2 separate regions of the Mus musculus genome follow, and region 2 is linked to region 1. Evidence: chromatin loops called from intact Hi-C (ENCODE). Cell type or tissue: left cerebral cortex. All regions are shown on one strand. Each heading gives the region's core, and the rest is flanking DNA. Links, peaks and the distances in the headings are about the cores only.

Region 1 (16,406 bases), core at 4,861-12,860:
AGGGATTGGAGCTTCGTGGCTAGCTTTAGGAATGTAATCGCCCTCTCCTGTGTTCTCTTATTCTCATCCTCTATCTCCTGCCTTTGTGTCTTATTCCCTGCCCTCTGTCCTTCTGGGGCAAATAAATCTCTGTGCTGAGAACTTGGTGGGGGGGGGTGTCCTGTTCCTAAGAGTTACTACCATTTAATTACATATGGAACATGTGTCATCCCATATGTGAGCCAGATTAATTGAATAATGATAGAAAAGTATTGAAACAAAAACAATATACAAGAAGCTTGCCCATAAGAGAAAAATATCTGGAAACCAGTGTTTGTGTGTGTCGGGTCCAGACCAATTTGAGCATGTAATTACTTAAGTTTTACAATAACAGAACATTTTGTGTATACAATCCTGTGTCTTATTTCTTAGGATTGTAACTATATGAGTATGAGGTTTTCTTGATTTACTCTGACTAATTAAGTCACTTGATTTGTATGGATTTCTGAGATACAAAGCAATTTATACCCAGTTCTAAGAATACTATTTGGAGCCAGGCAGTGGTGGTGCATGCCTTTAATCCCAGGACGTGGGAGACAGAGGCAGGCGGATTTCTGAGTTAGAGGCCAGCCTGGTCTACAGAGTGAGTTCCAGGAGAGCCAGGGCTACACAGAGAAACCCTGTCTCAAAAAACCAAACAAACAAACAAAAAAGAAAAAGTATCTAAAAAGAAAAAGTGGAAATTATGTTTATAGCCATTATTTAGGTACTATATTTAGCCTATATTTTTTTAAGTTTTTAACACTTTTTTATTGTAATGTAATTCTGCCCATGTCAAATTATTAAGTACTTTAAACTTTCTAATTTGTACAAATCAGGGATGATCATTCTCAGAATTACTATTCCCAGACATATGTGTGACAACTAGAATTCTGTCAATCACTTATAACAGGTTTTGCTGAATATATTGATTCCAGTAGCACTTCCTGGGCTGGGTTCTTCTTATGCAACAGAGGCCTGATGCAGAGAAAATGCCCGACACAGGTCATCTGGAGTCATTTACTTTGTTAAAGTTACTGGGTTTAGATGCTGCCTCTAAGGGGACCATTGCTGATAGGTGACTTGAACAGAGTATATAGCACCTGCGTTTCTTACCTTTGTCACCTACCACTTGAGGCAATCCCAAGTATATTTGTCCCACAGATTCCACAAGAGACTCATTCCTGGAGCCCTGATGAATGTCTGAAGTAGCCAGGCTTGGAAACTACTCAAATACTCATCACCTAATGAACAGGAAATTGCATACAATATATCCACATAGTAGATCATTGGCCGTAGAAACAGAATAAAGCAATGACCCCTGCTACACTCCAGATGACCCTTGAGAAACCCACATATTGCCTGACTCGTCTCTGTGAAATGTCCAGAAAAGGTGGATCCATGGATACAGAGGGCAGATTACTGCTTACCGAGATGAGGATAAGAATGGGATGGGGATTGGCTACCAGTAGGATGGATTTGCTGGGACAGTGATGAGAATAGTGTGGAATTAAATTAAGTAGATAATGGGATGATTAAACCATGCTTCTTAGACAATGAAAACCCACTAGAAAGGATAAGGTTTTGGGCATGTGGTTTGTATCACAGTAAAGCCACTTTAAAAGGCATGGGCTTGAGCAAACGTGTGAAAATCATTGCGCTGTAATTCACTTCCTGGTATGTTTTGGCAGTCTATCCTTGTAATAAGTCAGGGTTTATTCCTGTGGTTTCCATTTCAATTTACCTGTTCTTTCTCAAAATTTAGCTGTCAGCAGACCGTGATTCATTTTGTCATAATGAAGAAGGAAACTGATCAGGCCCTGAAAGCAAAGAAGTCAACCCACAGTTCAGGATATAGGATGCAGAGCCTTCTGCTGCTCTCGGTTTGTAAAATCACTGGCACAGGTGGTGGACACCGAGGAGGAAGGTGGCTAGAGTGCCATCATGGGCAGCCTCCAAAACCCCTGTGGCAACGTTAGCCTTTATGAATGTGGAAATGTTTGTCCTTTTAATTAATTCATTCATTCATCCACCCACCCATCCATCCATCCATTCATATATGTGTGTATGTGTGTATGTATGTGTGTGTGCAATATGTATATTCACACATGTATGTCTGTGTGGATATATCTGTCATGTGTCTGTATGTAGAGCCCAGCAGTCAGTGCCAAGTGTCTTCCTCAGTCTCTCTCCACTTTAGTTTTTGAGACAAGTCTCCCACTGAATTGACTAGGCGAGCTATCCAATGCGTTCCAGGGTTCTACTATCTCCAACACTCCCCTGTCCTCCAGACACATGTACAGCCTTTTACCTGAGTACTGGAGATCTGAACTCAAGTCCTCTTGTCAGCACAGCAAACACTTTACCTACTTACCGGAAACCTGCCCGGACTTAAGGGACCAGAGCTGAAGCGGACCACAGCATTGAACGAAGGCCAAAAGACCGATCATCTTCTGCCTTTTAACTCTCTCTAACTGTACTGGGGACTGGAAGCTGATGGCTTCTGGAGACTTAACACTCTCTTGCTTATTCTAGCTGAAAATCGCTGACTCACTGGCTTCTTTCCTCTTTATCTCTCTGTACTTTGTAAATCTCTATGCTTTATTAAATCCCAGAGACTTAACTCTCTTATTGTTCCATGCTTAAATAAGTGCTGAAGACTTAACTCTTACTGTGCTGTGCTCAAAACTTAACTCTTGTTGTTCTGTGCTTAAGTAAGCTCTGAAGACTTAACTCTTTATGCTTAAATATATACTGGTCTCTTACTCTGAAACTCTCTTATTATTTGTGCTTTAATAAGTGCTAAATCTGGAGAATTAACACATGATGTTTAGCAGTGGAGGATTAAGTAAAGGATTAATTGCTAGGGCTTCTTTCTCTGATACCCAGGAGCCCCTTGCTGGTGAGAGGCTCTTGAGCTCTTAACTATTTATGAACCAGAGAGAAGAGAAAAGGAAAGAAAGAAATTCATCTATATAGACAATGTGCACAGGCACATACACATTCATATATACATACATTCTGGCTTGGCCTGACCACCTGTTTCATCTACTCCACAAGTGCTCATGTATAGTTACACATAGACAAACAGACATATACATAATGTATACATTTGGTGGATAGATGGATGGGACAGAGCCCCCCAAGTCAACAGTGTATTTCTTTTCTCTGGCCTTTTTATGGACAAAATTTCTTAGAAAATTACCTCCTAGATAGAATGTTACACAAAAAGGGAGTCAGAGAAGGATGTTAATATTAAGTTCAAACAGTGTTTCATTCTGTAAGCTCATTATAAGTTCAAAGCAACAGCAACTTTTCTCTGAGTGTTCTGAAGAACAATCCATGGTGTAGAAGCAAACACAACCAGAGAAGACACAAAGAAGTGTCCTATTGGGTTTTGGTCTGTAGTGTACATTTTGTTATAGATGAGGAATCAGAGTGAGGGCAGAGACTGGGCCAAATCCTTGAGACTTTTGTAAGGGAAAGGGTGAAAGGATTATGGCCCCCGGAAGCAGATTCAGCTTCTCCTACAGGGTCCCCATGAGCCCTGGGGGTGTGAAAGAGGAGTTCACTTCCTCCCAACTGTAGGCTGCTAGGTCAGTTGGATGATCCTACGCAGTAGGTCCAGTCTTTCCAAGAACTTACAGAATTCCCCAAAGCACACAACAGAACAAGCTTATTCGTTTCTTCCTTGTTCTAACTTGTGCCCGCGATGCTCCTTTACGTTGAACAGGCTGAACTTGTTGCGTTGCAGCCACAGGAAACACCCACCCCTCTTCTCTGCTACCCTGTTTTAGAGCTCTCCACCTCACCCCGATAGAACCGGATGCTGATCTCATACTCTGTCAGGTTATTCTGCTCTCAATGACCCCCTGCACGGTTTCTCTGATTCTCCATCTCAGGAGCACTGAAGTCAACGTGCAGCCCGGGGAAACAGGTGTGCATGGGGTGTCTTGCTTCCCACTCCCTAAGCCTTTCCCAATTCTGAAGTTCTCTTACCCAGTTCCTGCTTGCTTAGCTAGATGCATCAGATGATTGTTTTGAGAGGAATGAGAGTTCACAGGTCTGTAAGGTTTTTTGTTTGTTTGTTTGCTTGTCTGTTTTTTAAGGTCTGAGGCTATTGTAGTGTCTGTGGGCAAGCATTATTAATCACTCTCTCATTTAGTATACATACCACTGCACCAACTGTTTCTGAAATCCAACTCAGAGCATACCATCTGACAGCTGCAAAGGACTTCATGAGCACTGAGTTATGTGTCAAGTGCTCAGGGACCTCTGACAATCCTTTCCCCGCTGGTCTCCACATAGGCTTGGACTCAGTGGTCAAGCTGTTCTCGCTGCCTCTCCATTTCCTTTTGGCACCCGCTAAGATCTCCCACCGCTAAGACATACACTTATGTGCTTGCACACCACTCCCATCCATCCCTATGATGATCATGGAATTTCAATAATTGTTTTCCCTGTTTGGATCTCAAATTTTTCCAAGTATGCCTGGGTTTCTTCATACCTTCATCATATCTCCATTCTTTTAATATCATGAGACTAACTGAGGAGCACAAATGTTTGACACTGAAACATGACATCATTCACAAAGTTATCATTCCAGAACAATATAATCAAGTTATGAAAATCAAAGTCTCTCTCTGGTCATCTCTTTCTGTCTCTGTCTCTGTGTGCCTCTCTCTCTCTCTCTCTCTCTCTCTCTCTCTCTCTCTCTCTCTCTCACACACACACACACACACACACACACACCTTGTGTTTTAAGTAAGTCATGATGTTGGGTTGAACCACATTCATGGCTGCCTGGGCCATGGGTTGAACAAATCTTGGCAGAGTGGTCCACAGACTAGCAGACTGACATCTTTGGGGCTTATGTAAGAGTCAAGCCTTGTTCAGAGAGATCTATACAATAGTAGGTTCTCAGATGAGGACTGTCTAAGAAACATTGTAATAATACAATTAAAAAATACAGCATCTTAATTTCAAATACTAAACATATTTCCATCACCATTCCAGTAAATTCCATTAAAGCAATTGTAAACCCTTTGATCATATTTCATCAGGTAGCCTAATAAATTGGAGTCTAGGATTTCTTCTCATTTCACAATTACGTTTTAGGAAGGGACCAACACAAAATTGCCAAGCCACTAACTATAGAGAGGTACAGTCACAGTCATTGAGCCAAGGTAAGGCACATGAATATGTTACTGTTGGTAGAGAAGGTACAGGTGGGAACAGCCAGTAAGTGCTTCGCATTGTTTCATAACACCCCTCATTCTTTTTTTCCTGGAACTGTTCTTTGTGAACAAAACAAACAGCAGAATGTCAGGGCCAAAAAAAAAAAAAAAACAAAACAAAACAAAACAAAAACCACCTTAATTTCCCCTTGGCTCCTTCTCAATCATCCTCCACAATGTCCGCAGTACTGTAAGTGGGAAACAGGAACACCAGACCTGGCTGTAACTCATGAATGTTAGGGGCCTACCTAGACCTTAGCTCTAAAGAACAGTATCTCTGGAGTGGTGGTGTGTGTGGGGGGGGTGAAGACAGATTAAATGGTGTGTTTGGGTGGGGGAGGGGGAAAGAAGGCTTTCCTATTGATAAACCTGGTAACTAAACATTTTTGAGTTTCTCCTGGTTATGGCTTGAATCTCCTACTTTGATATATTTTAGAAGTTTGGGGGGTCACTCATTATCTAATCTCACCTGATTTCGCCTTTTATTTGTTTGTTTGTTTGTTTATTTGTTTATTTATTTATTTGGTTTTTTGAGACAGGGTTTCTCTGTATAGCCCTGGCTGTCCTGGAACTCACTCTGTAGGCCAGGCTGGCCTCAAACTCAGAAATCCGCCTGCCTCTGCCTCCCAAGTGCTGGTATTAAAGGTGGGCGCCACCACACCCGGCCTTAAATTATTATTCTGTGTATGCGTTTTGCCAATATGTTATGTCTGTGATTCATATGAGCGCTTTGTACCCACAGAGGCCAGAAGAGGGCGCCAGAGTCCCTGGAAGTGAAGCCACCTTGTGGGAACTGAGAATTGAAAGCAGCTCCTCAGGAAGAGCCACCCTAGCTCCTAACCACTGAGCTACATACCCTGGCCTCATCTTTTACTTCTTGGCCTCTAGTTATGCATCTGATTGACCTTGTTCCAAGGCTGGTCATTCTCACTCTCGTGTGCTTTTATTTTTGTCTTGACTTTGGATTTTTTTTCTTCTTGCTTTATATATTGCTATATATTCTCTACTGAGTAAATTTATTTTAATTAAAAAGGATTATACAGGGCGACATAAGGCGATTTTCATGAACGAATCACTGTACTTTGAACATATTCTCCCCATATTTCACTGCCCTCAGTTTCATTTAGACTTTCCTCTGACCTATCTTCTTATGTTATTACTTCTGCTCTCATTAGCCTTATATCCCTACTAGTTCCCGCCCCTCTTGACTCAGTGAGAGTCTTCTTAGATCACTCACGTTAAACTATCTCCCTATGAGTCACACAGTCTAGCAAGGAAAAAGCTTTTTTGCTTTTTTTGTTTTGTTTTGTTTTTGTTTTTGTTTGTTTGTTTGCTTTTGTTTTTCGAGACAGGGTTTCTCTGTGTAGCCCTGGCTGTCCTGGCACTCACTTTGTAGACCAGGCTGGCCTCGAACTCAGAAATCTGCCTTCCTCTGCCTCCCGAGTGCTGGGATTAAAGGCGTGTGCCACCAAGCCCGGCTGGGAAAAGCTTTTTAAGAACCCTTGACAAGAAGCTGAATCTCTCCCCACAGTACGGTGATTACATTCCTCTCTTAAAACCATAAAGAATGGCTTGGGGGTCAGAGTGGGACAATAAATACAATTGTACTTATAAGACGAGCAGCATTGTGTTTGCCTGCCAGGAAAGGGGTCCTGTAGAAATATCCTACAAAGAAATGACGGTCCTGGTCCTTCGAGTCAACGCTGCGCTCTTTGAGAAGGTTCTCCAAAGCCCGCACAAATTTCATACCAACAGGAGGAATCCCTTCTGTTCAAATTGATTGATGATCTCTCCCACAAGCTCCCGCTGGAGCCCACCAGGCCTGATGGTAATGAAGGTACACTCACCGTTGGTCATGTGTGCTGTGGTCTGGGAGGGACTGAATGTTGTGAAGACAGTCTCGGTGATGCTAACAGAGACCAACCCCACTCACTCTAAGCCTGTGACCATCCGAGGAGACTTTTGCATCCAAGTTGGTAAGAATGGTTCTGTAGAGAGCCCAGCTTGTGGTTTCAGCCCAAGGAGCTGGTGGACTTCAAGAGTTGTGCACAGGACTGGATCTATGAGTGACAGGAAGGCCCCTGCTTTGCCACCTTCTGACCCCTGTTCCCACAGGCAGGGGACCAGCAACTCTAGATATTTCTGGATCTTCCTTTGGCCTTTAGGGATCCTCTGGGAGCTGTGACTCCCTGTGTAGTGTTAAGTACCACTATTAGATTAAAATGTCTCATCGCCTGTGAAGAGAAGGAGGAGGAGAGGGAGGGGGAGGGGGAGGGGGAGGGGGGGGGACTCAATTTAGAAGAGAAACTAAATTGACAAGACCGAAGTGTTTAACCACCAGGCAACAGGGAGGGGTATGATGGATCCTTAGAATGACAGTTCACTGCTAAAACTCTTCCTTTCCCCATCCCCTATCTCCTTTCAGTCCTAGGGACAGAAGCCAGTGTCATGGGCAAGAGCTCTGTCACTGAGCTACATCCTAGCCTTGGAACCTCACTTTCTTTTAAAGGACTTTGAATGTCATTATCTTTCATTCTATCCATCTATCTGGATCTATATCTATCTATCTATCTATCTATCTATCATCCATCCATCCATTTATCAAGGGTGCCACACGGAGGTCAGAGGACCACTTGCAGGAGTCGATTTTTACTTTCCCTGGGATTAAAATCCCATCCCAGCTCAGATCCTAGGGCTTAAAGTCAAGTGATATAAGCCCCTGAAGTCATCTCCCCTAAGCCAGTTGAGTCTCAATTTCAATTTAAATCCAGGAATTCAATTCAGGATCATGTCCCTCACTAAGATGGACTATTAGGAAACTGGAAATGAGTGAACCATCCTCTAAGAATCAACTAGGTATTATCTCTGCTGTCCAGAATATTACAGTCTGCGAATTAATCCGCTTCAGTTAGCAACATCAGTAAACATTAAAAATAGGAAAGGACAGAAAAGGATCCTGTCTGGTCTTGCATTGTGCAAGGAGAATTCTATGCTAGAGCTGGGCTGGAGCACCAAGACCCAGAGGCTGGAAAATTCATGGGAGCTTCCTGGAAGAATGGATAAAACCGTCTCTCTCCCAATTCCGGAAGTATTTCTGCTGCAAACTCTCAAATTTAGCATCTAGGGATAATAAAGCTAAAAGCGGCGGAGAAGGGCACCCTCTGGCGACAATAGCAGGACACAGTGGGAGGAAGCAGCGCTAAGATGGAGTACCACCCCAAAACAAAGCTCCCTGGGAGCTGTAGTCGAGCCAGGTTGCCTGGGTGAGTGCAGTTTCCCGCCCTTAGTGATGTGGGGACCCAGCGAGATGGAGCTCACTTTAGGAAACAGCGGGGAGTCCCCCAAAGGACTAAGGTATTCCAGCCACACCCGACTAACGCTGCAAATATGTAGGAAAGAGAGTGAAGCAAGATATTTTTAATGAGTAGCCCTGTCTAGTAGTAGATCCCTCAAAGCACCAAGTGTGGGTAGGGGTTACATCCGGCACCCGGCAGTCAGGAGTCATTGGCCACGCACCCTTCGCCAGCGTCCATTCTGCCGAAAAGCAAGTTCTGGCCTTCTGCAGTTAATGCTTTTTTACCCATCAGCAAGATGCACCAAGATGAGACTTAGAGGTAGGTGGTCGTCGCTCTTAAATGTGGGTGGACGCAACTTTTGTTTTCCTGGGCTGTCCACTAGGGGCGCGTGGTGGACTCTGGGTCCTAAGCTATATATCTAGTCACTCTTTTATCCAGAACCCACCCTCAGCTCACTCAAAGGCTTTCAAAAACAGCTTTTTTTTTTTTTTACTTCCGGTTGTTTATTTGAGAAGGAATGCACCAGAAATTACAGAAACCTTTTTAATGTCCCACAACCTCTCAACTCTGTAAGTCTATTAACATGTTATTGTGTAATGGTCTCTCCCCCTCCCCAACCTCCCTGTGTTCCTCAGGTTTGGTGTTTTAAAATGACAGCTGATGTAGGAATTCCTCTCTGTGGAGATAGAGTGGACACAATGAATTTCTTTCTTCCCCCCCCTCCCCCTCCCTCGCCCTCTCCCTGCCCCCCTTCTCTCTCTCTCTCTCTCTCTCTCTCTCTCTCTCTCTCTCTCTTCTTTCTTTCTTTCTTTCTTTCTTTCTTTCTTTCTTTCTTCCTTCCTTCCTTCCTTCCTTCCTTCCTTCCTTCCTTCTTTCTTTCTTTCTTTCTTTCTTTCTTTCTTTCTTTCTTTCTTTCTTCTTTCTAAAATATTTTCTGGATTTAAATGTTGGTAAAGGAAGAAGAGAGGTAAACGTTAGAAGTAGGGACTGGGAATCTCAAATTAGGGTGCAGTTCAGAGATGAAGAAGGCACAATGAGGTATTTGTGTCCTCATGAGGAAAGTATTTGGGAGTGCTGAAAGCAAGCAGTGTAAATAGCATCAGGACAGCAACTGCTCAGGAGGCCATGCGCCTGAATCACACTTATACTTCAGTAAAATGTTAACAAAGACTCCGAGACAACAGAAGGAAAAATTAGAACACGTTGGCACCCTGAGAAGTGTGCTATTCAAAAGAGTAAGGCAGTGGCTGAAAAGACCATGCAGGAGGAGATAGGACCATCAAGATACTCTGAGCATGAAAAATACACAGGGTCATAGAACAAGGGTTAACAAACTGCCACCCGGAGGCCAGCTTGCTATTTGCTTCTATAAATGAAGTTTTATTGGATCAGGTGCTCTCTTACGCTGCAACAGCAGACTGGACTAGTTGCTCACAAAGCCAGAGAAAATATTTATTATTTGGCCCTTAACAGGGTCCAGAACATCATGATGGCCATGGTTCAAATTCCTGGGATGCTTGAAACATGAGGGCTAGTAACTACTCGTGACTGCTAAAGCAGGGACACACATGGTTGTTTGCTTTGCCGCTGTTTAAAAGAGTTCAGTAGTTTTCCTTTGAGATGTACTTTAATTTAACAATGAAAACGGTTCTAAAGTAAAGGGCTGTCTCTGGTCTTGCATTCTTCTAGAAGAATATCTGTATACTTGCTGCTGTCAGTTGCTTGTGCTAGAGAACATGGTAAACTCAGTTTTTAATGCTCAGAAGAAAATGATAAATATATGAGGATATCACCATTGTCAATCATCTGGGGATAGCTAGAGGAGACAAATGACCTTGATGGAGAGGTGCAATGACAGACTTTGTCTATGGCACTCGAGGGAACTTTGTGTGCTTCTACAAAGGGAGATGTTTACATCTCTACCCTGCTCAATTCTGAAAAAGGAACACACCAATCAAAGACAGCCTTCTGTACCTGATGTCTGAAAAGCGCAAGATGCATTTTTATAGTATCATGATTCTGATATGAAGGGTATTTATTTACTTGTTTTGAAAAATGCTTTTGACTGATGTCTGTCCCTTAAGATTTTCAATCTTGTTCCATGGGTTTAACAAGTAATCCTGCTTACTGATAACTGAAATCGGGTAAAGAGATTTTTGAGTCTTGACAAGGAACAAAAAGATGGGCAGCAGGCTCAGATGAGAGAGAGAGAGAGAGAGAGAGAGAGAGAGAGAGAGAGAGAGAGAGAGAGATGGGCACTGCTAAGATGCAGTTTCATGGCGTTTTCTCTCTGAGATCACTCATAGATGCAGAAGGATTTGATTTGTTGACAGCTGCTGCTATTATTAGAGGACAATGTTGGCGTTATTTCTTTGGCCATCCTTCCAGAAATAAAGTATGTATTGTATTACTCAACATCCGTTTCACATTCGAAAGGCATTCTGTGTTGGAAGGCACTTGCAAGGCTCACAGGGCAGTGCCTGGGTTAGAACAGAAGCACAGCTGGGGCACATGTGTCAATCTGGCTAATCTCAGTGCTTCCCCGGAATGCCCTTCGATTTGCAGTGTGAAAAAGAAGTAGCCATTTTTACCTTTACGCTAGGAAGCAGGGAGCAAGCATTTCTGTAGTTTCTAGCACATTGTGTTCCTCTCCCTGCTCCCCTCCCTGATGCAGCAGACCTGTAACTGCCTCTCATTCCTCTGGGTCCTTTAACATCTCCACACTCTGGTCCAGGTATGTGCTTAGCTCCATGATGAAGGTTCAGCTTTGCAGGAGATGTTGGGGGCCGTAGGAGCTGCCCTGGGTTCTAGTCTAGAGACATACCAGGCTGTCCTTACTCTCCCCATTTTGTCAGCCTTACTGCCTACCCTGTGGACTTAAAACGTCTGATAATCTAAGCAATGAAACAAGAGCCTTGCAGAAACTGCCTAGGCAGCTCCTACAAGCACATGAGACAAAATTCCTTTAAGTTTCTGTTTCTCTTTCCACACTATCACATAGCAGTAATAAAGAAGTCTGGGAATTAGAAAGCTAACAATCCACTTTCATTTCTGCTGATCTGGCTGTCACATTGTGGGAGTTATTCCTGTAACGCTAGACTCCTTTAAAGTATAGATGTTTTCCCAAATGTTCATCTTACTTGCTCTCTCAGCTCCAGGGCTACCGGTTGACTTGATTTTATGCCTAGGTATGTCAGATGCTTCAAATAAAGGCTGTCTGCAGTGTGCAGAGATTTCATTGTGACTACAGGAAACAGTGATGGCACTACAGGTCAGAGCATGAGCTCTTGACTCCACCCTGTTCATTTGTACAGTATGTTGAGCTGAAGTGGCTTTGGCTATAAAGAATTTTATAAACATGTTGGTTCTGGGCAGATTGAAATTACCCCATACTTGTAAGGTAGAAAAGGTACTTCTGGTACATCTTTTTAAAATTATTATTTTCTGTGTACAAGTTTTTTATCTTAATGTATGTCTATGCATTGTGTGCACACCTAATGCCCTCAGGGGCCAGAGAAGGGTGCCAGATCCCCTGGGACTGGAGCTATAGACAATTGTGAGCTGCCATGAGGGCAGTAGGAATTGAACCTAGATCCTCTGGAAGAGCAGCCAGTGGTTTTCATTGTGAAGCCATTGCTCCAGGCCCTTTAGGTACATTAAGAGGGTAGTTATTGTTGGAATTGTGTAAGTTTGGTCAGCATTTGTACCACTCTGGAACAGTGCATTGTTAAATGGTGGGGCTTTTTTTTTTTTTTTTTTTTTTGGCTTCTCTGGTTGTAAGTTGACAGTGTAGTTCTGAACCAAGAGCTTTACAGACGACAATGTCAGGTCAAAGGTTGGACACACCTGTAGACACTTGCTCAGCTCACTTAGTGCTAATTCTAGAGCCATGGGTGAAGCAAATGACACCGTCTTATGCAAGCAAGCCCTCTATCCTGTTGGAGTCTCTTGGCGGACATCTAAAGAAAAGATAACAACCACATACATCAGAGATTAAATACAGTAGATGTAAGACACGAGATAGTTCTTGGCTCAGAGTTAGGGAGTAGCTTTTAAAAGGTTGCAAATAGTTCAAAAGAGGTAAAGGAGCTGCAACTCAGGGACGCTGAGTCAGACAGCCCTAGGTAATATCGCTCACAGCAAATACACGGAAGGCTTTGGGTTTTTCTGTTTATGGGGGATTTGTTTTGAGGATAATCTATTGCCTGGAATTCCCCCAACTTATTCTCACTGGTTAGTATTCTCTCCCCCCACCCCCCAAAAAAGGTGGTGCGGAGTGAATGGTGAGAGGATTTATTTTGGCTTATGGTTGTACAGACTCCAGTCCACTGTTGCCTGGTACCACTGCATTTAAACTTGTGGCAAGGCAGGAATATCCCAATGGAAGGATGTGACAGGGGGAAACTGCTCACCTGTGGCTACCAGGAAGTAAGGAAAAGGAAGAGAAGGGTCTGAGAAGAACATCCATCTCCAGTGGCCCATTTCCTTTAAGAATGGTTCTAGTTTCCACCAATTGGCAGAAACTCTATGAAGTTATGAGTCCATCAATTGGTTAATCTATTACATAGGTCAGAGCCTTCATGTTCCAATGACCTTTTTGTTAGGTTTGAAGAAAATTCCCAAGCACTCCAAAAGGCAGGCCCACCTGACTATGTCTATGATGACATCCTGGGCTCAGCTGGGACTAGACAGGTAGACAGGGAGACAGAAGGACTGCTGGTGGATTACTCCCATGGAGCTGTGAGGAGTTTTCTTTCTGCCAGAAAGGTCCACTTCCCTATCATCCCTTACTTCTGGATGATGAGGCATCTGGTTCCCATGGACACACCTGTGGTGGACACCAAAACCACAGGGCTCTTCTAGCCTCTCCCCAGCCACCTAAATTTCCTGGTCGTTGCAGTTCAAGGCTCTCCCCAAACTCCCAGCCCCAACCTGTTTCTCTTAAGAACCAATGAGGGTTCCCCCTCCCCACCCCCACCCCTGTACACCTGATTCTCTCTGCTATCCCAACCCCATCTCCTCTAGATAGCCTTGGGAGTTTGAATACAATTACTTTTCACTGGAGCTATTCAGTTACACTTTTAAGGACCAGCTTCACAGCTGGCAATACTGGGTGGAGGTTTTGGAGAACAAGCCATGTATATGCCACAACAATGAGTTATGATGGGATTACTGGCTGGAAGATGTAGAAGCCTGAGGATAGGACTACTGACTCTCTTTGTTTATCCACATCGGTTGGAAACACTCTGTGGTTTGACCTTTAGCTGGTACGAGTTCAATCCCACCCTTATCTCCTATCTGCCGTCTAGAAATATTTAACCTTAATTATATCATTTTCTTTCCCAAGATCAAAAAGTGTCCCTATCTTCATTTGCACTTCAAGTACTATCAGAGCTTTGGAGACGCGGGAACTGTCTAAAATTCGGTTGGAACTCAATAAATATTGATTTGATGAATACACAATTAGTGAATTTATGGATGGATAGAGATGAATCCTCAAAGGTGGGTTAGTAGACAGAAGGTAAATATGGGTGTGTAGACCTATTCTCAGCCTTTCAGAAAAAATAGAAAGAAGACGGGGGGGGGAGCAATTATCTGTACATTAAGGGAACTATTTGAAACAGCTTCTTTTGATCATGGGTTTAGAGTTTGCTGGTGGCAGTCTAGTTTTTGTTCCTTAAAACAGAGTCTTGTCATGTAGCCTGGCTGCTCACAACCTCTCAATCCTCCTGTCTCAGCCTCCCCAGACTCTGGGATTGCATATGTATGATGTATCACACCCACCCACCTGTTCTCTTTCACTCATTTGTCTCCCAGGAAAACAAAACACTGTCTGCAGATTGAGTACTTTTTCTTCAGTACATAGTTGTTTTAAAGAAATAATATCCCCATCCCTGCTATCCTAATGAGGACATGTTTACCTTCTTTTTATGTTTGCTTTATAGAGCCTCTCATTCTTCTCCTCACAAGGCGGGTAAACTGGAAGCAGAGTGTGACACAAATGTGAGGCACAAGAGATGCTGTGCACCCATTCTGAGCATCATCCTAGCTCTTTAAGTTTCTTTTTCCTTTGTGAATCAGACCAGACTTGGAGGGAGCGCCCTGGTGAGTGCTGCCAGAGGATTCTAGCCAGAGAGAACAATTCTTTCAGGGAGTGGCTATAGTAAAAGCTTGGTTCACTTTCTCCGTTCCAATGGTCATTCCTAAGCTGAAAAAGTCACAAGATTAGTCCTGTGCAGAGTTGGCCTGACACAAAAATGACTTGTCAAAGAATAGCTGAGATTTCAGCCATTCCCAGGTCTGTAAACAAACTTGGAGATAGAGAGACTCGTGGCTTCAGAGAGCTCTGACATGGAAGCCCCTGCTAACATTGCCATCCTGGCTTCTCTCAGTTGAATCTCATATAATCCTTGTGACAGGGGTGACAAGAAGCAGAGGCAGAGAGTACAAGGACACACAGAGAGAAAATAGGTATAGTTTACTTCACGGCTGGGACACTTGAAAATAGCCCTAATTGTACAATTACAAGAGAGGCTACAAGGAATCTTTTAGGCTTTGGGAAAGCAAGAAATCTCATAAAATTTAATGAAATTTTGAAAAATGAACTCTTAAACTAGGATTAAAGCAATAATAATGAAAGCAAATGAAATATATACTGTGCACACATTTTATTTGTAATATCTAATATATTATTTAACATATGGCAATTATATTACTTTACATATAAAATATATACTTAAATGTTATATACTTATATGAGTACTTGTAATTTTAAATGATATTTAAATGAATCACTAATTTTACCTTTCTGTAAATATTTACAAACTAATCATATCTGCACATTATATAAAATTGAAATACATATCGCCTATATAAATATAAAATATGAGACTGTTTTGCCAACAAATGTTTATGCTTTATAGAAGGATGTGTGAAGTACATGATCAAATGGTTTGTTAGAAGTATCATGGAGATAATTTGTTTCCAGAATATGGCTACCAGTTGAAAAAAAGAAGGGTAGAAATATGCTAAACTGTATAGGTCCTGAGTTTTGTCTGGAGTCAATTTGCAGCTGTATTGGTCATGAGTCTGCCAGTACTCATTTGAAGCCCCTGTACTTGAAGGATGGCTGAGACAGGTTCTTCCCTACGATCTCCTGTGCCTGTCTGTGACACAGGTCTCTCCTTTCTTCTTTTTTTTTTTCCATTTTTTATTAGGTATTTCACTCATTTACATTTGCAATGCTATACCAAAAGTCCCCCATAGCCACCCACCCCCTCTCCCCTACCCACCCACTCCCCTTTTATGGCCCTGGCGTTCCCCTGTACTGGGGCATATAAAGTTTGCGTGTCCAATGGGCCTCTCTTTCCAGTGATGGCCGACTAGGCCATCTTTTGATGCATATGCAGCTAGAGTCAAGAGCTCCGGGGTACTGGTTAGTTCATAATGTTGTTCCACCTATAGGGTTGCAGATCCCTTTAGCTTCTTTGGTACTTTCTCTAGCTCCTTCATTGGGGGCCATGTGATCCATCCAATAGCCGACTGTGAGCATCCACTTCTATGTTTGCTAGGCCCAGTCATACTCTGACAAGAGACAGCTATATCAGGGTCCTTTCAGCATAATCTTGCTAGTGTATGCAATGGTGTCAGCATTTGGAAGCTGATTATGGGATGGATCCCCGGATATGGTAGTGTCTACATGGTCCATCCTTTTATCTCAGCTCCAAACTTTGTCTCTGTAACTCCTTCCAAGGGTGTTTTGTTCCCACTTCTAAGGAGGGGCATAGTGTTCACACTTCAGTCTTCATTTTTCTTGAGTTTCATGTGTTTAGGAAATTGTATCATGGATACAGAA
Region 2 (16,406 bases), core at 4,015-12,014, 86 kb after region 1:
AGAAGACCCAACCATGGCTGGCCCCCAGCAAAGTAGGTAGGTCTCCATGTGTTTTGTGAGTATCCAGCAAGGTGGCCTTTGCATTAATGGTGGTTGGGTTGTCCATTAAGGTTCTAGAGAAGCTGTTGTGAGATCTAAGCTTCAGGACCCTTTTAGATCTACTGAATCTAAGTTCCCCTGCCCCCTCGCAAGGCCTATGGCTATTATGATATCCCAGCTGTTTGCCTTTTACCCGAAACCTTCCCCACTGAGCAGACTGTGCAAACCTACCAACATCAGAACCATGAACAGGATGACTCCATAGGAGGAAATATGCCCGGGAACAGGTTAGTTAAGGCTCTAAGTTTAGAGTGTTAACATATACAGAAATAAGGTGAGAAATAAAGAGAAAGCCTTTACCTCATGTTGCTGGGACTCAGAAGTTGCTCCATAGCACTTTAATTCAGGCCAAGAGATGCTTCCAAACTCAATCAAAGGTGTTCTAGGGATTCTAGGATAAGCAAGGTATTTATATATGGAAGGATTACCAGTTTGCCACACCCTCAGTTCCTAAGTGAAGCTGGCAAGGACTGCAGCTAAGTCATATGACTTGCACCTGACTTCCTCATATAAGCCACAAACATCTTGAGAGCTACGCAGGTGTACCAGTATACCGGTGAATCCATTTTGGTGGAGATATGCCCCTGCTGCCCTGATTAGCTGAAGCTGTGTACCTGGTGAGGTGATGTGGCCTGCTGTGAGTGGATGAGGGCTGAGAGTATATAAGAGTGAGAGGCCCGGGTTAGAGGGAGGATTATTATTCGAGAGAGGATTATTATTCTTGGGAGATATAAACAAGGGAGATATAGAGAAAGAAGAAACAGGACTGAATAAACGTGTGCAGAAGGATCCTGTAACAGCATCATTCTTCCTGGCCAGTTGGGCTCGCGCAAGACCTATTATATAGCAGCGTTAAAGTCTCTAATGTAATTGGCAGAACCCTCATGAATGGTTTCATCCATTTGTGAATTAATGGATTATGAGTTATGAAAGGGATTGGTTACTTATCAGGAAAATGAGTCTATTATAAAAGTCGAGTTGACTGTCTCTCATAAGCCCTCTCACCATGTCATGACTCCAACACTTTGCTCCCTGACCTTCCCTCCTTAGCACCCTCATAGCACACTGGGAAAGGTGGCTCACAGTTGTGACTGCATCAGCTCACTCTAAGTAGGAGAGACCCCAGTAACTAAAAGGACTTTCCTAGTTTGAGACATTTTAAAAGCTAACCTTTATGTCAATTTCTCTGTGTCTGTCCTGAAAATGTGTATAAAATGTAACTCATCAAATTAACTGGAATATTTTAACTGATCCAAATATTTATCTTTTTCCTCCCACCTATTCTACAATCTACTGAATATGTTTTCTATATTAAGCAAAATTATTCAGTATATATGGTTTAAGATAAGGTAATTTTTCATGTTCAAGCACACAGTTAAATTAGAAAATAAAACTATTTTAAACAAAAAAAAGAGGTGAAAAGAAACAGATTCATACAGCTTGCTGGCTCAGCAACCTAGCTGTGTGAGTGGACTCAAGAGTTCAGTAAGAGACTTTAGGGTAGAGGGTCAGCAAAATGGATTAGTGAAGTAAAGAGGCTTGCCAACCATGTCTGGCTACCTTAGTTCAAACCTGGGAACCCATATAAAGGCAAAAGGGAAGACACTACACAACGCTGTCCTCCCATAGTCTAAAATGCACTGTAGTACAACACACACAATTTGCACACAACATACACAGACAGACTCACAGACACACACACACACACACACAGATACACACAGAGACATACACGCACACATATATACATACACACAATAATGATGACAGTGATGAAGGGCAAGAAATTTTTAAGGATCTCACCTGACACTGATCACTGTCCTCCACACACATACATATACACCCCACTGTTAGGGAAAATTCTGGAAGATGTGTAATTTGCAGGGTTGTATATGAGAATTATTTTCTGTCTGTATTTGTTCTGTAAAACTAAAAAATTGTTCTTGAAAACAAAGCATATTGGAATTCAAAGCCATTGCAACAGGGAGAAAGGTCAGCGAAGCAAGAAGGAGGAACACTGACTGTTACCTACAGTTACGACTTTGCTGTTGTAACCATGAGGCTCAAAAGGGCTTCAGGTTAGTCACCAAAGGGCTATTCCTTCATTTGGATGAAAGCACAGAGCTGAGAAGTAGGCAGAGTAAGTGCTGTGTCAAGCCTTCCTTTGGCCAACTTTGGGAGGAATTGTTTGAAAGTCTTAGTGTTTGCTTCACCCTAAGGTCAATTAGTGTTTCAGGATTTTTGTGGGAGAAGAGAACTCTGGTCATGTGAAGTGTACAAACACTGCACTCTGTCTGAGTAGCTGGACAAACAGCACTGTGGACTGAATGGTAATTAAGAAGCTCAAAGTGGCTTTGTCATTGTACAGCCAGGGGGGCAAGTAAGGCCTAAGAGGGGAAGGGCATTAGTGTAGCTGAGGTATTGGAACAAAATACCTTTCTTTGTCAGAACATGGGTTAACTCCTTATCTTGCCTTTAGTAAACAGCACTACAACCAACAGTAGAGTGAAGACAGTTCTTTGAAGGCTAGCTTACTTTGGAGAAAGAACTATTTTTTGAAACATATTTGAAAGATATCTCAAAACAAAATAGAGAAGAGAAGTGTGTGTACTTTTAAAATACAATGTATATTAATCCTGGCTGGGCTTTATATTCCCTAGTGAAATAATGCATATTATCGTATTCCTTATTGTGAAAATAAATCCCCAAGCCTTTGTGCTAACTGTGCCTGAGGAGTCTACCATGATGCTCTGAACACTCAGAATGTCAGCTGAGATAAACTCCTTGTCCCTTAAGCTGCTTTTGACAGGCATTTTAGCAGAGTAGTGAGAAAAAGAGCAACCACAGTGTGATATGTTGGCTCAGAAGCATATGTATCAAAAGATGGCCTAGTCAGCCATCACTGGAAAGAGAGGCCCATTGGACACGCAAACTTTATATGCCCCAGTACGGGGGAACGCCAGGGCCAAAAAGGGGGAGTGGGTGGGTAGGGGAGTGGGGGTGGGTGGCTATGGGGGACTTTTGGTATAGCATTGGAAATGTAAATGAGCTAAATACCTAATAAAAAATGGAAAAAAAAAGAAAGAAAGATATAAGACTCAATGTATTTGCTGTTCAGAAGCTCCTTGCTGCTAGGCACACAGAGTGCACAGACCATAAATATCTCAGCTCTTTGGAGTCCATGGGACCCTCATGTAGATAAACCTTTAATGGAACTGTTGTCTCAGGCACCAAAATTTCTGCCTTCATCATGTCAATAGTCATAGACACAGGTAGTGCATTAAGTCAATGTGCTCATTAAAAAAAAAAAATCACCTAAAATTTCCTTTAAGGGCCATCAACATGCAGTATGTTTAGTTATTTCCCATACGCACACAAATTATAATACAGATTCCTCCTAAGTGTATTGAAATAGAAACAAACAAACAAAAACCTAAGTTTTCTAAGAACCTTAGCCTTCTGAGTTTGTACATCATGGTAGCCAATCCCCAAGTTCATTCAAGTTCTCGTGTGGGTGATAAATGATCTCATACCAGCTGGTACTGCAGATCAACCCAAGGCGAATCCAAGTGAGTGTCACACCTCAAACACGAGAGATAGGGATAGCCCAAAATTTAAACACACAAGATGACACACTAGGCTCTACTGAAAATCAAAGTGGGCATTCTCCAAAAATAGGTGAGGTTCCTAGTCAGACAACTAAGTGACAGACACTCCATCTCTGGTTCAACCAAGCCTTCATGCTGAGGAGTGGTTTGTACACAGTCTTTACAATTTGGCATGTAGGGTCTGAAACATAGCAAGGTCTTAACTTAAAGAGTTCATTGGAAACTGTCCAAATGATAAAGCCAAACAACTAAGAGGATTTTTCACAGAAAAGAATGGTTTAAAACCCAAAATTACTGTCTCTATACCAATAGGCACTCAAAGGCAACTGATACCTGAGAGTTAGGCAATCAGAATAACATGCCAACCAGCTAGACACATCCCTACATTGTACCCACAGGCATCAGTTAGCCAGGCATTGGTCTAATGGCTGTGTCCAAACTGTTATCAGGTACCTGTGTCTATGAAGTCCACTGCCTCCTTTAATGAAGAGATACTAAGCAGAAACCGGAAAGGGAAGATGGGTTTATTTATTTACAGTTTGGTCAGGTCAGGAAGAGAAAGACTTCTACTTTCCTTGTCCCTCCCCAGCAGCAGAGTTATAATTTTACATTAAAGAGGAAACAGAAGCCTGGAAACAGATTGTGTAAATCAAACTGTGAAACAGCTTGACACAACTGCAGGAAATCTCTCCATGTGAGGCAACTTCTTCCTCTGGTGCTCCGGTACCAAAGCTTTTTAGTCTTTCACTTCTTCCACCAAAGAATTTTTGCACCCTTTGTTTTAGGGTTCTGGTTTCAGTAGTCTAGTAAACAAAGTGGAGACATCATGGTCTTTCCTCTCTGGCCAGGGCATCACTACAGAATAAAAAAGCAGACGATGTAAAGTACTGGTTCTGACATCCAGTTAAACGTCCAACTTGACTTTTATGGTAAGGATTGCAGTTAGTGTGTTTGGGATAGAGAGGTGATACAGTGCTTAAGAGCCCTTACTGCTTATGCAGAGGACCTGGCTCAGTTTCCAGTACCTATATGGTAGCTCACAACCATCTGTAACTCTGGCTTCAGAGGAATCCCTCTTCTTGTCCCCCTAGTCTCCTCCATGCACGTGGTACACATAAACTCATGCAGGCACACACATGTGCTCGTAAAAATAAAAGATTAAATAAATAATATTTAAAGTCAGCATGTTTATCAGAGATTTGTACTGGCACTCTCAATTGACAATGGACTGGATTTGTGAATTACTTTCTGAAAAAGTAAAATAGGGATGGCTAGACTTAAGGAAGGGAACAAATGGGGCCATCTCTAGCCAGTTGCTTTCCGGGCACTGTGTGGGATATATGAATGTCCATGTCAGTATCCTTTGAGTTGAAAAGCATAAGCAGTGTTGAACAACACCCCAGTAGATAGTGACTGTTTTAGTTAGGGTTTCTATTGCTGTGAAGAGACATCATGACTACAGCAACTCTTGTAAAGGAAAACACCTAACTGGAGCTGGCTTATTGTTTCAGAGGTTTACACCAACTAAGCCTAGCTTGGGCATCTGAGGCTTGAGCCCTTAGTGACACACTTCCTCCAACAAGGCTGTACATCTTAATAGTGCAATTCCCTATGGGCCTATGGGAGCCATTTTTTTTTTCCTGAGACAAGGTTTCTCTGTATAGCCCTGGCTGTCCTGGAACTCATTCTGTAGACCAGCCTGGCCTTGAACTCAGAAATCCACCTGCCTCTGCCTCCCAAATGCTGGGATTAAAGGCGTGTGCTCCCACTGCCCGGCAATGGGAGCCATTTTTATTCAAATCCCCACAGGGACTTATAGAAGCCAAAGGAAGCAAATTCTATGTGATATAGTGGGAAGAATCTATACTGCTTATAACTTACTTCCAAGTGTTGGTCTTCTGTTATATCACTTTTCCTGGGGAAATAGAAAGATGTGTTTATTTGCCACACATGGAAGACACTGACAACAGAGAAATTCCATATGAGCACAGTGTGATGAATCAATAGACTTATCTTATGGGAGATACAGGAACGTGAGGGTCCTAGACAGCTGCCGTATCAAATAAGACCCACCGATTGCTCAAAGAGAGGCAGATTTAAAGTAAGAGATAAACCAATTTGAATAAAGTCTTATTAAATCCAATCCTTTCATCAAACTTAAATTATTATTAGTGCTTTATGTGAGGTATGTGGCTGGAACATAGCCCCCTTGTTCTATTACATTATCACCAGCTTTATGTTTTCCAACTCCTTCACTGCCTAAGCTTGCCTGTCCTGGAACTTTCTCCGTAGACTGACTTTGAACTCAGAGATCTGCATGTCTGTCTCCTAAGCAATGGAACTAAAAGTGTGGTCCATCAAGCCTGGATTTAAGTTTTTCTTCACCTAGAACTTGCTCTGTTCTAGGCTGGCCTTGAACTCAAAGATCTGCTTGTCTTTGCCTCCTGGAATTAAAGGCTTGTACTACCATGTGTGGACCTAAACTTAGCTTGGTGGGTTCTTGTCCCAAGGTCACTAATTCCTTAATTCAATTTAATATCCTTGAACACAGGATTCAACTCCATTTCACTTCTTGGTGCCCCTTTAATACTTAAACCATATATTTTCTATTTTTCCTTTCTCAGCTTGTTATGCTTGTACACAATGCTCTTCAAGAGACTTAACCTGGAAACAAAGTATAAGATGGGCGTTTCTGAGACTTCTTTTGTTAAGGCAATTAATCTAGGTCTCTTCACCTTAACCTCAGGCAGACTCTTCAAACAAAGGTAAAAAGTAGCTTCATTTGTCACCAAAATACCATAAACTGTCTCTAGGCCACATATTGAAATTCTCCATAGAAACCTCTAGGGCCAGGTCTTCACAATTCAAATTACCCTCAGTAACAAAGTCTTCCATATTCCTATTAGCATAGCCCATTAAGCCCCCACTTAAAGCATTCCTCTGCTTTCCAAATCAAAAGTCCCCAAATCCACATTCTTCTAAACAAAAGCATGGTCAGGCTTATCATAGCAATATCCCCACTCCTGGTACCAACTTCTGTGAGCAGACCTCATGACCAAGACAAGTCTTAAAAAGAAAAACATTTGATTAGAACTAGCTTACAGGTTCAGAGGTTCAATCCATTATCATCAAGATAGGAACATGGAAGGATCTAGGTAGGCATCCTACAGGCAGAGTTGACAGTTGTATATCTTCATCCAAAGACTTCTAGGAGAATACTGGATTCCAGGCAGCTAGAATGAGGGTCTTAAAGCCCACACCCACAGTGACACACCTACATACACCATACACCCATCGGAATGGCTAAAATCAAAAACTCAATTGACAGCTAATGCTGACTAGGATGTGGAGCAAGGTAAACATTCCCCCATTACTGGTGGGAGTGTGAACTTGTACAACCATTTTGGAAATAATTTTGGCAGTTTCTCAGATAATTAGGAGTGAATCTACATCAAGACCCAGCTCTATCACTTTGGGCATATAACCTAAAGGCATTCCAAAATACCACAAGGACACTTGCTCAACTATGCTCATAGCAGCTTTATTTGTAATAGCCCCAAACTGGAAACAACCTAGATGCCCCTCAGCTGAAGAATGGATACTGAAAATGCAGGGCATTTACACAATGCACAGTACACTCAGCTATTTAAAAAAAAAATCATGCAATTTGCAGGCAAATAGATGGAAATTAAAAATATCATCCTGAGTGAGGTAGCCCAGACCCAGAAACACATGAATGGTATGAACTCACTTGTAAGTGGATATTAGCCATAAAGTACAACATGCTACTATCCACAGACCCAAGGAAGCTAAGTACAAGGAGAGCCCAAGGAAGGATGCTTTAATCTCACTCAGAAGGGAAAATAAAATAGACATTGGAGGTGGATAGAGGAAAGGAGCTGGCTGGGAGAGGGCATGGGGAGGGGAACCGAGCTGAGGATGAGGTGTGGGGAGGGAGAGCTAGAGGGCTGGAGTAGAGAAGGAAAATCTGTGGTGGTGGGGCATCTCTAGGAAGAGCCTGAGACTTGGGATAGGGAAGGACCAGAAGCCTATGGGAGTGACCCCAGCTGAGGTTCCTAGCAGCAGGGGATATAGAGGCTGATGCTGCCACCTCCTGGAGTAAGGAGGAACTTCCAGTAGAAAGAGGGAGACGCTAAAAATCCACAAATCCTTCAACCAAAAATGTGTACAGCTTCCATGTGTAATCTTTCGTTGTTGGCTTAGTCCCTGGGAGCTCTGGGGGCTGGGAGGGTGTGTGTCTGGTTGGTTGATATTGTTGTTCTTTCTATGAGGTTGCAAACCCCTTCAGCTCCTTCACTCCTTCCCTAACTCCTCTACTGGGGTCCCCAGTGCTCTGTCTGATGGCTGGCTGTAAGCATCCACATCTGTATTGATAAGGCTCTGGCAGAGCCTCTCAGGAGACAATTATATCAGGCTCCTGTCAGCAAGCACTTCTTGGCATCAACAATAGAGTCTGGGTTTGGTAGCTGCATATAGGATGGATCCCCAGGTGGGGCAGTCTCTGGATGTCCTTTCCTTCAGTCTCTACTCCATTCCTTGTCCCTGTATTTCCTTTAGACAGGAGCAATTCTGGGTTAATATTTTTGAGATGGGTGAGTGGCCCCATCCCTCAACTGGGGGTTGTGCCTACCCTCAGAATATGGTCTCTACAGGTTCTCTCTCCTCTTTGTTGGGTATTTCAGCTAATGTCATCCCCAATGGAGCCTGGGAGTCTCTTGCTTTCCTGGCATCTGGGACATGCTGGTAGCTATCCCCAGTCCCCCATCCTCCATTGCTATATGCCTCTGTTCAATTTTCTGACTCTCTGTACATTTCCCCCATCTCTTCCCACACCTGATCTCCCTGCTTTTCCCCCTCCATGGAGGGACCCATGACTCCAGTTGCATATGTAGCAGAGGATGGCCTTATCTGGAATCATTGAGAGGGAAGGCCCTGTTCCTGTGAAAGTTAGATACCCCAGCGTAGGAGAATGCCAGTGCGGTGAGGGGAAACCAGAAAGGGGGATAACATTTGAAATGTAAATAAATAAAATAACCAATAAAAATTTTTAAACAAGTATTAGCTAAACCAGGGGAAAAAATGTGTCCTGCCTACAAGATGTGCAGGAATAGAGATGGAGCAGAGATGAAGGGAAGAGCCAACCAATGTCTGGGCCAATTTAAGACCCATCCTATGGAAGAGAGCCAATCCCTGACACTATTAATGATACTCTGTTATGTTTTCACACAGGAACCTAGCAGAACTGTCTCCTGAGAGGCTTCATCCAGCAGCTGAGAGAAACTGATGCAGAGAACACAGCCAAACATCAGGTGGATTTTGGGGAGTCCTGTGGAAGAGTGAGGGAAGGATTGAGCAAGCTGGAGGGATCAAGGTTATCACAAGAAGACCAAAAGGAAAGAAGAAGGAGGAGGAGGAGGTGAAGGAGGAGAAGGAGGAGGAGGAGGAGGAGGAGGAGGAGGAGGAGGAGGAGGAGGAGGAGGAGGAGGAGGAGAAGGAGAAGGAGAAGGAGAAGGAGAAGGAGAAGGAGAAGGAGAAGGAGAAGGAGAAGGAGAAGGAGAAGGAGAAGGAGAAGGAGAAGGAGAAGGAGAAGGAGAAGGAGAAGGAGAAGGAGAAGGAGAAGGAGAAGGAGAAGGAGAAGGAGAAGGAGAAGGAGAAGGAGAAGGAGAAGGAAGAAGAAGAAGAAGAAGAAGAAGAAGAAGAAGAAGAAGAAGAAGAAGAAGAAGAAGAAGAAGAAGAAGAAGACGGTCAACTAACCTGGGTCCATGGGAGCTCACAGAGACAGAACCACCAACCAATGAGCATGCAGGGGCTGGACCTAGGCCCCATACACATTTGTAGCAGATGTGCCACATGATCTTCATGTGGGTCCCCTAAAAGTTGGAGCGAGGGCTGTCTCTACCTTTGTTACTCCCTTTCAGTCTCTTTTTGCTAGCTGGGCTGCCTTGTCTGGCCTCTGTGGGAGAGGAAGCTCTGAGTCCTGCTGCAACTTGATGGGCTGGGGGTGGGGGTGGGTGGTAGTACCCATGGGACATAGGGGCCTTCCCTTGTCAGAGGAGACAGGGAAGAAGGAATAGCCATGGAGGGTGTGATGGTGGAACTGGGCAGCAGTCAGAATGTAAAACAAACAAACAAGCAAACAAACAAACAAAAAGAAAGAAAAAATGAAAAACAAAAGAGAAAAAGGCAATTTTGAGTTAAGAGCCTTATTAACACAATCCTTTCAACCCTGTCCATTTTTAAGTGTTTTAATATTATATTTCAGTGAAGTGTGTAGCCGGTATGTGTATGGGTGAGTGTGTATGTGTGTAACTGTGTTTTTGTTAGTGTGTCTGTGGGGGTGGTGTTATGACATTCGTGTGAAGTCATGTTAGAACACTCTAGATTTAGTTCTTCTCTGCCAGCACGGAGTCAGGGGACTGAACCCAGGAGTCAGGCTTGATAGCAAACACTTTAACTCTCTAACATATACCTAGTTATCTGACTGACACATAACTCTAGGTTCTCTAAAATTAAACTTTACTGGAGAAAGTGACCAGAGGGCCAACTCCTGTCTTGGTGTCAGCTGATGGGGGGGGGGGGTTAGGGCTGTACCTACCTGGTCAAAGATAACTCTCAGGAGAGGCTAGCACTATATCAAGGAGATGGGATTAGATGTTTAACTTCTTTCAATATTTTTAATATATGGAGGTGAGAAGGATGAGCTGAATTTGAGGACCTAGACATCAAAGGTCAGGATAAGGAACTAGACAGCAATAAAGGCTGAGATTACAGGTTAACCAAGACAACAGACTAAAGTATTTGACCTCAACCTGAAACAGTGTGAGCCCCACTGTCTGTAGTTCCCTAGATTGCTATTAGCCCTTAAAATGGTATTTATTTTACGTGTATGAACACACTGTAGTTGTCTTCAGACACACCAGAAGAGGGCATTTAATCCTATTACAGATACTTGTGAGCCACCATGTGGTTGCTGGGAACTGAACTCAAGACCTCTAGAAGAGCAGTGAGTGCTCTTAACCACTGACCCATCTAGTAGCCTTGCTATTAGTGGGATAGCATCAAGGCTCTGAATAACCATCACCCTTTAGGGATTCCATGTTTGGTTCTTGTTAACATGACTATGATTGGTGGAAAGAACCCTTTAGAGTCACCTCAGGAGAAGTTAACACAAAGCATGGCTCTACAGCTCTCTGGGCAATGGGAAACTGTCCTGGTTTATAAAGACTGTATTCCTAAGGCTTCGGATAGGCTGGGAAGCTATGGACCAGTCAATGCAGGTGAATAATGACATCTGTGGAAGATGCTAAGGATAGACACACAACAAACCAGCTAGTATCTTCTTCCACTTCCACAATGCATGAGAACTCACTCTTCCAGTCCCAAACTTTCCCTTTGCCATCCTAAGACCCCCTAGTGCCACATGGGAAAGTCTCACTTCCAAGGAGGAACTGCAGACCTTCAGTTGCTTGGAAGAAAGAACAACACTGCTTCTGAAGATGCCAGTCTGCTTTCCATTTTATCTGTATCACCTCCATCAGCCCCTACCTAACAGATAAGAGTCTCTGGGTGGCAGGGATGTCTCACTCTCTCTCTCTGGACAGCAGTCTGGATCCGACATGTCTGTATCCGTTTCAGAGCCTTCTCCTCATCGATTTCAGTGGAGAATGCAGTAGGGCAAACCCCACAGTGCCCCACAGTGCGTCTCCCTGGATAAACTGCAGGCTTCAGTTTCACTTTCCAGTCTCAGTTTCAGTTTCTCACTGCTGACTGAAAAGAGCACACCCCCTAGCTCACCCAGCCCTTTAAAAAAAACCTGAGCTTCCAGTTGGTGTGACAGTCTGCAAGAGAGCAGAGAGTCAAGGCAGGTTTCTGAGGAGTTCTGCTCTGCTGAAAACCCAGAGAACAGCTACCACCTTTACAGCAACCATGGGGTAAGGATTTCCCTGTTCTCCACTCTGAGGGAACCCAGGACACAGACGTTTGCTAGTGGCTGTTTCTGAGTGTGCCTCTAGCTTCTCTTTCTACTGCTGATGGGGAACAAGGATGCTAATTGTCCTGAGGGTCCAGGGAGTTTGCTTAATGCCCCCACTAAGCTGTGTGCCTGGTGCTGGATGTGTGACTGGAAGCTTGTTTTGATTTTTAAGGCTGTCTCACAGCATGTAGTAGGACGTACCTGGGAGAGAATTTAGTGCATGCTCGGCTCACAAACAAAGATGATTACCAAACAGGCCCTCTGGAATGGAATAAAGGACCACCAGTGCCCACTTGGTGCTCCAAAAGTGAGCAGCAGGTTAGAGTATGCTCCTTCTGATCTTCTGAGGACATAGTCCTTAGAATGTTCCAGCATGTCCTCAGAATCTTCCAGCCTATCCCTCAATGGACCTCTTGAAATGCTGTTCAAGCTTTCTGTTCCAGGCGCATTCATTCCCATCCCTGGCTGGCTAAACAAATAGCCAGGGCAACACCTCTCTCTCTCTCTCTCTCTCTCCCTCCCTCCCTCTCTCCCTCCCTCCCTCCCCGCGCCCCCCCCCCCCCCAGGATTAAGAAACAAAAATGTGTCAATTCTATTCTCTCTGACAAGAGGTATTAAAACCTTTTGGCCAAGAAACTAAATATATATGAATAAATATATATGAATATATGTTATATAAAGCCATGTCAGGAAGTTTGATAAGGTAGAGCAAGTAGAGACCCAGAGACTCGGTGGGCACACAACTGAGGCTTAGGGTATGGTGGGTAAAAGTTCTATACCTGAGTCAAGGGCCCCACACATCACCAGGAAGATAATGTGATTGATACAGTACCACCAACCAGTGGTTCCAGATTTAATAGATGGTGCATGGGGCACTACATCACACCCTGAGCCTGAGTATGGAGATATGGAACATCTGTGTTTTGCAACTGTTCAGAGGAATAGAGCATATAACTAACAAGAAAAAAGGCTCTCCTGCCTACCTCTGAGACCTAGGGAATCAGGTCACCTCTGATCCCTTGAGCCTGTGGGCCCCCTACTCCTATTGCCCTTCTGAAGTCAATTGGTCCAGAAGGTAAGAAGAAGTTTGGTAAGGTAGAGCAGATGCTATGCATAGGTGCATGTACCTCCACCTCAAGACAGAGAGCCCAGAAGGATCCTTGTGAGCCTCCCAGTCAAGGCAGACCTTCCTGGGCTACTGCTGTCCAGTTTTCAGAGTCCTCTGAGCTGTCCTGACAAAATCTTTATTTCCCATAAGGTGCAGGTACAATCTCTAATTCCAACTGTGGGATGCTGTAGCCAGGGAAAGCAAAGTAAAGCCAGATTGAATCTGATGCCCCTGGGTCAGGATTAATCTATTCCTACAGAAGCTTGTCCAGCATCTTAAAGTGCTCTGGAAAAGAAGGAGTAACTATGAATTTGGTTATGAGAGAGAGAGTGAGAGAGAGAGAGACAGACACAGACACAGACACAGACACAGAAATAGGGAAAGACAGATGATGGGGTCTCTGAGAATGCTGTGGCCAACAGAGCAATGGTCTCTATGAAGTAAGAAGGAAATCTGGTTGAATATAATTTAGCCAATGTCGGTTCAAACTTCTAGAATCTAACCTGGCACTGTTTGTTGTAAATATATTTCAGCACAATAAAATATAGCAAAATGTTTCCTGGTGTAATACAATCCTCTGTGTACACGGAGGTATCATGAGGTATAATTACACTGAAACTCAATTCAAAGTACATGTGACTTCTCTCAAGAGGATTAATTCCAGAGATAGGCTTCATACGTTAGCTGAAGGGCCCAGGGAAAAATCTGGTATGGTGTAAGTCATACAGATAGTACGGAGGTCATTTGGACTATTACCATTTCCATCCCTGGTTGTGTGAGCTTGGGGGAGCCTCGGACCATACAAATAAAGCAAAGGTTACCTATGCTATTAGCCATCTCTGGTCCTGCTGTATGAGGTTAATGTGTTCTGGCTCTACAGAGAACACAAAATACAAGGTTATTAGTGTTTATCTGTTTATCTGTTTATAGGAGGCAAGGACCTATGTGCTCCCAACTGACAGTCAGAGAGAGAAGATAAAACAGAGAGGGAGGGACACACACACACACACACAGAAAGAGAGAGAGAGAGACAGACAGACAGACAGACAGATATACATAGACAGATAGACATAGACAGAGAGAGAAAGATCAGAAACTTCTTACCCTTTTGTCTCTATCTAGCTTGGCTTATCAAACGTTTATATAGATAGAGTCCAGAGTCCAGGAATAACTGTCAAACTTTTCCAGGGGCACTGTTGAAATACCCACATATTTTTGTCCAGCATCAGTGAATTGGACCAGACACAAATGATGAGAAAAGAAACATTTCCTTAGAAAAGAAAAAGTATTCTGGAAATGGGAATGGACTAGTAAATTGAGGGACACAAGCCCAAGGAGCACTGGGCCACAGGCTCAGCTGACCAAGCCAGCTCATTCAGTCAACAGGGTCTGGAGGGAGGGAATGAATATTGAAGAAAGAAAAAACAATTAGACACACTATAACTTGACTCCAGCCAGTTCTAAAGCTGATGTGTGTTTATTTTTCTCCAGTCTGCTTTCTTACCATTCTAGAGACATGCAAAGAATATGGTCAGTCCTAAGGCATAAACAAAGTAGTCAAGGAACAAACAAAGCATAAACAGAGTAGATAAGGAACAAACAAAGCATAGACAAAGGTCCCATGATTACCTTATTCAGGGTCTTAACAAGACCCATCAATATACAAAGAACACTTTCCTCAGCTGTATCCATCTTGAGCCTATTTCCTTGTTCTAGCCCAATGTCAAATTCCTAGAAAGTGGCACCAAGAGCTCTCCACACTCAGGAACCCTTCGATGCCAAGAATAATGCTCCCTGTCTCTTCTCCAGGTTGGCACATCAAGGACATTTTGGGCATCTTCCTTCCATTACTTGAAGCCTAGGGAAGGAAGGACTGATAGTGTTTTTCTGCAAACTTCCAGAATTCATGGCCACTGATGCTCTTTCTGTGGTCCCCAATCTCCCAACACACTCCATAAGCTCTGAAATACCATGTCAAGGGGTCAGGGGAGCCTCACAACTGCTTCCCTTGAAGATTTAAAATGGTGCTGGGCCGATGACTCTGTGAGTAAAGGGCTCACCAAACAACCATAAGGGCCAGGGTTGAATCCTAGTGCTACTACTGAGAGGAGGGAGAAAGCACTTGGCTTTCAACCTCAAATGAACAAGGTGAAGACCAGTGCCTAATGTTGTGCTGTCCTCTGACCTCTGTATGCATGCCTTGGCATAAGTACCTCATACACACACACACACACACACACACACACACACACACACACACACACACACACAAACACACATGTACATATACATAAATTTCTAATTATAACCTGTTAAGTCCTTATAATATTAATTGTGCATATGCTATCAGGAATCACCATTTGGTGTTGGACAACCTATGGGTGGTCTCTTTCCTCAACCTTTGGTGTTGGACAACCGATGGCTGGTCTCTTTCCTGGGGGAGTCTTCCTCTCCAGTCTTTGCTTGGCTGCTCGTTGTTCTCTTTGTATAGTTAAGTCTGGTGTCAATCTTTTTCCGCTCACATTTGGGCATGCTTATTGGTGAGGTTTTCAAAAGAGTTGGACTTTCCAGGAGAAATGGCATTCAGAACTATTCCAAAGATGATAAGATTCCCAAAATGGAAGGAACCTTTCTCTATGTATCACCTTAATAAGATATGTACTTATTTCTCTAACCCATAAGTCCTCATCTCAAAGTAGTTACCTGCAGACTTTCAGTCCCCACTTTAGCTGAGAACGTGTTATCTTCTCATTTTCCTTTTTCCACCTCCCTTTGTCAGGTACCGGGTAGAATGCCTTGACACATGGTTAAATCTTGTTTTCTGAAAAATATTTCTTACCTTTAATGAGACTGAACCTTTGCCAGGACTGAAACCAAGATGATAAACTGCCTTGAGAGCATGTCAGGCTCTATACACAGTTAGACATGTCACTGGAACACACACAACAAACACAACAGACCACAACTATAGGAAAAGACCTAGGGAGAAAAGTGGGAACTCAATTTGTGGCTCAATCTTGCTCTAAACGGTTCCCTTAGTGTGACAGCAAGACACTGACACTCTGGGCAGCCTCTTCTCTTAGGACCTGGTTGTAGCTGCTTGCAGGATTATCTCTAACTCAGTAAGCTCTTTCAACCCTGACCTCTTAGACAGATGCAAAGATTTAAAGCTTGCTTGCCATGTTTTGTTGGGAGCTTATTCTCCATCTTAAACTGTGACTAAACTCTCTTAATGTTTCCTAAAACATCCCCAAAAGAAACTGCTTTCATCAGATTTACACCTTAGAAATTATGTCACTAAGTCACTTGGCTATACTAATGTTCAAACTGGGTCCCCTTCCAAATCAACCACAAGAATAGTAATTGTACATAGAGAAAGGTAAAAATGTATAAACATAGATTAAAGTTTGCTGAAGACACAAGGGCAGGGCACCTGCTACAGGACTGGGAGGCTTGCCTATAAGGAGGAAACAAATCTAAGGTTCTCAATTCATGGTACTGACAGGACAGACTGTGGGAGGATGTAGCAAGAAAGTGACCCTCTGCAAGTCAGGAAGAAATGCTTCCTAGATGAAGCTTTACATAGATAAGCAAGCAA

Evidence for each region. Hi-C counts contacts between places; a loop is a spot of excess contacts. Peaks named below come from ENCODE experiments on the same cell type or tissue, not always from the same donor. Only the 100,000 strongest peaks of a DNase experiment are listed, where the experiment ranks them.
Region 2: it touches region 1 in a loop (7-fold over the local background); 31 of 42 quality-filtered maps call a loop at or near these places.

Annotation. Positions count from the first base shown.
Region 1 is chr19:34,542,154-34,558,559 of GRCm38, forward strand. It overlaps Ifit2 (interferon-induced protein with tetratricopeptide repeats 2), which reads left to right and starts at 8,541. Exons shown (of 3, transcript NM_008332.3): 1 at 8,541-8,869. Gm31417 (a long non-coding RNA gene) reads right to left here and starts at 2,576. Exons shown (of 3, transcript XR_386665.2): 1 at 2,393-2,576; 2 at 1,763-1,838; 3 at 1,135-1,262. In left cerebral cortex, for the core only: CTCF peaks have their summits at 6,003 (motif pointing right), 8,422, 8,940 and 9,913 (motif pointing left); DNase peaks (open chromatin) are centred at 6,009, 8,454, 8,896 and 9,982; H3K4me3 peaks cover 1,081 bases; H3K27ac peaks cover 1,111 bases.
Region 2 is chr19:34,629,329-34,645,734 of GRCm38, forward strand. Ifit1 (interferon-induced protein with tetratricopeptide repeats 1) reads left to right here and starts at 11,561. Exons shown (of 2, transcript NM_008331.3): 1 at 11,561-11,659. The coding sequence starts at 11,655. Ifit1bl2 (interferon induced protein with tetratricopeptide repeats 1B like 2) reads right to left here and starts at 483. Exons shown (of 2, transcript NM_001362130.1): 1 at 400-483. The coding sequence starts at 431. It also overlaps a transcript of Ifit1bl1 not described here. In left cerebral cortex, for the core only: a CTCF peak has its summit at 7,821 (motif pointing left); DNase peaks (open chromatin) are centred at 4,398 and 7,825; H3K4me3 peaks cover 458 bases.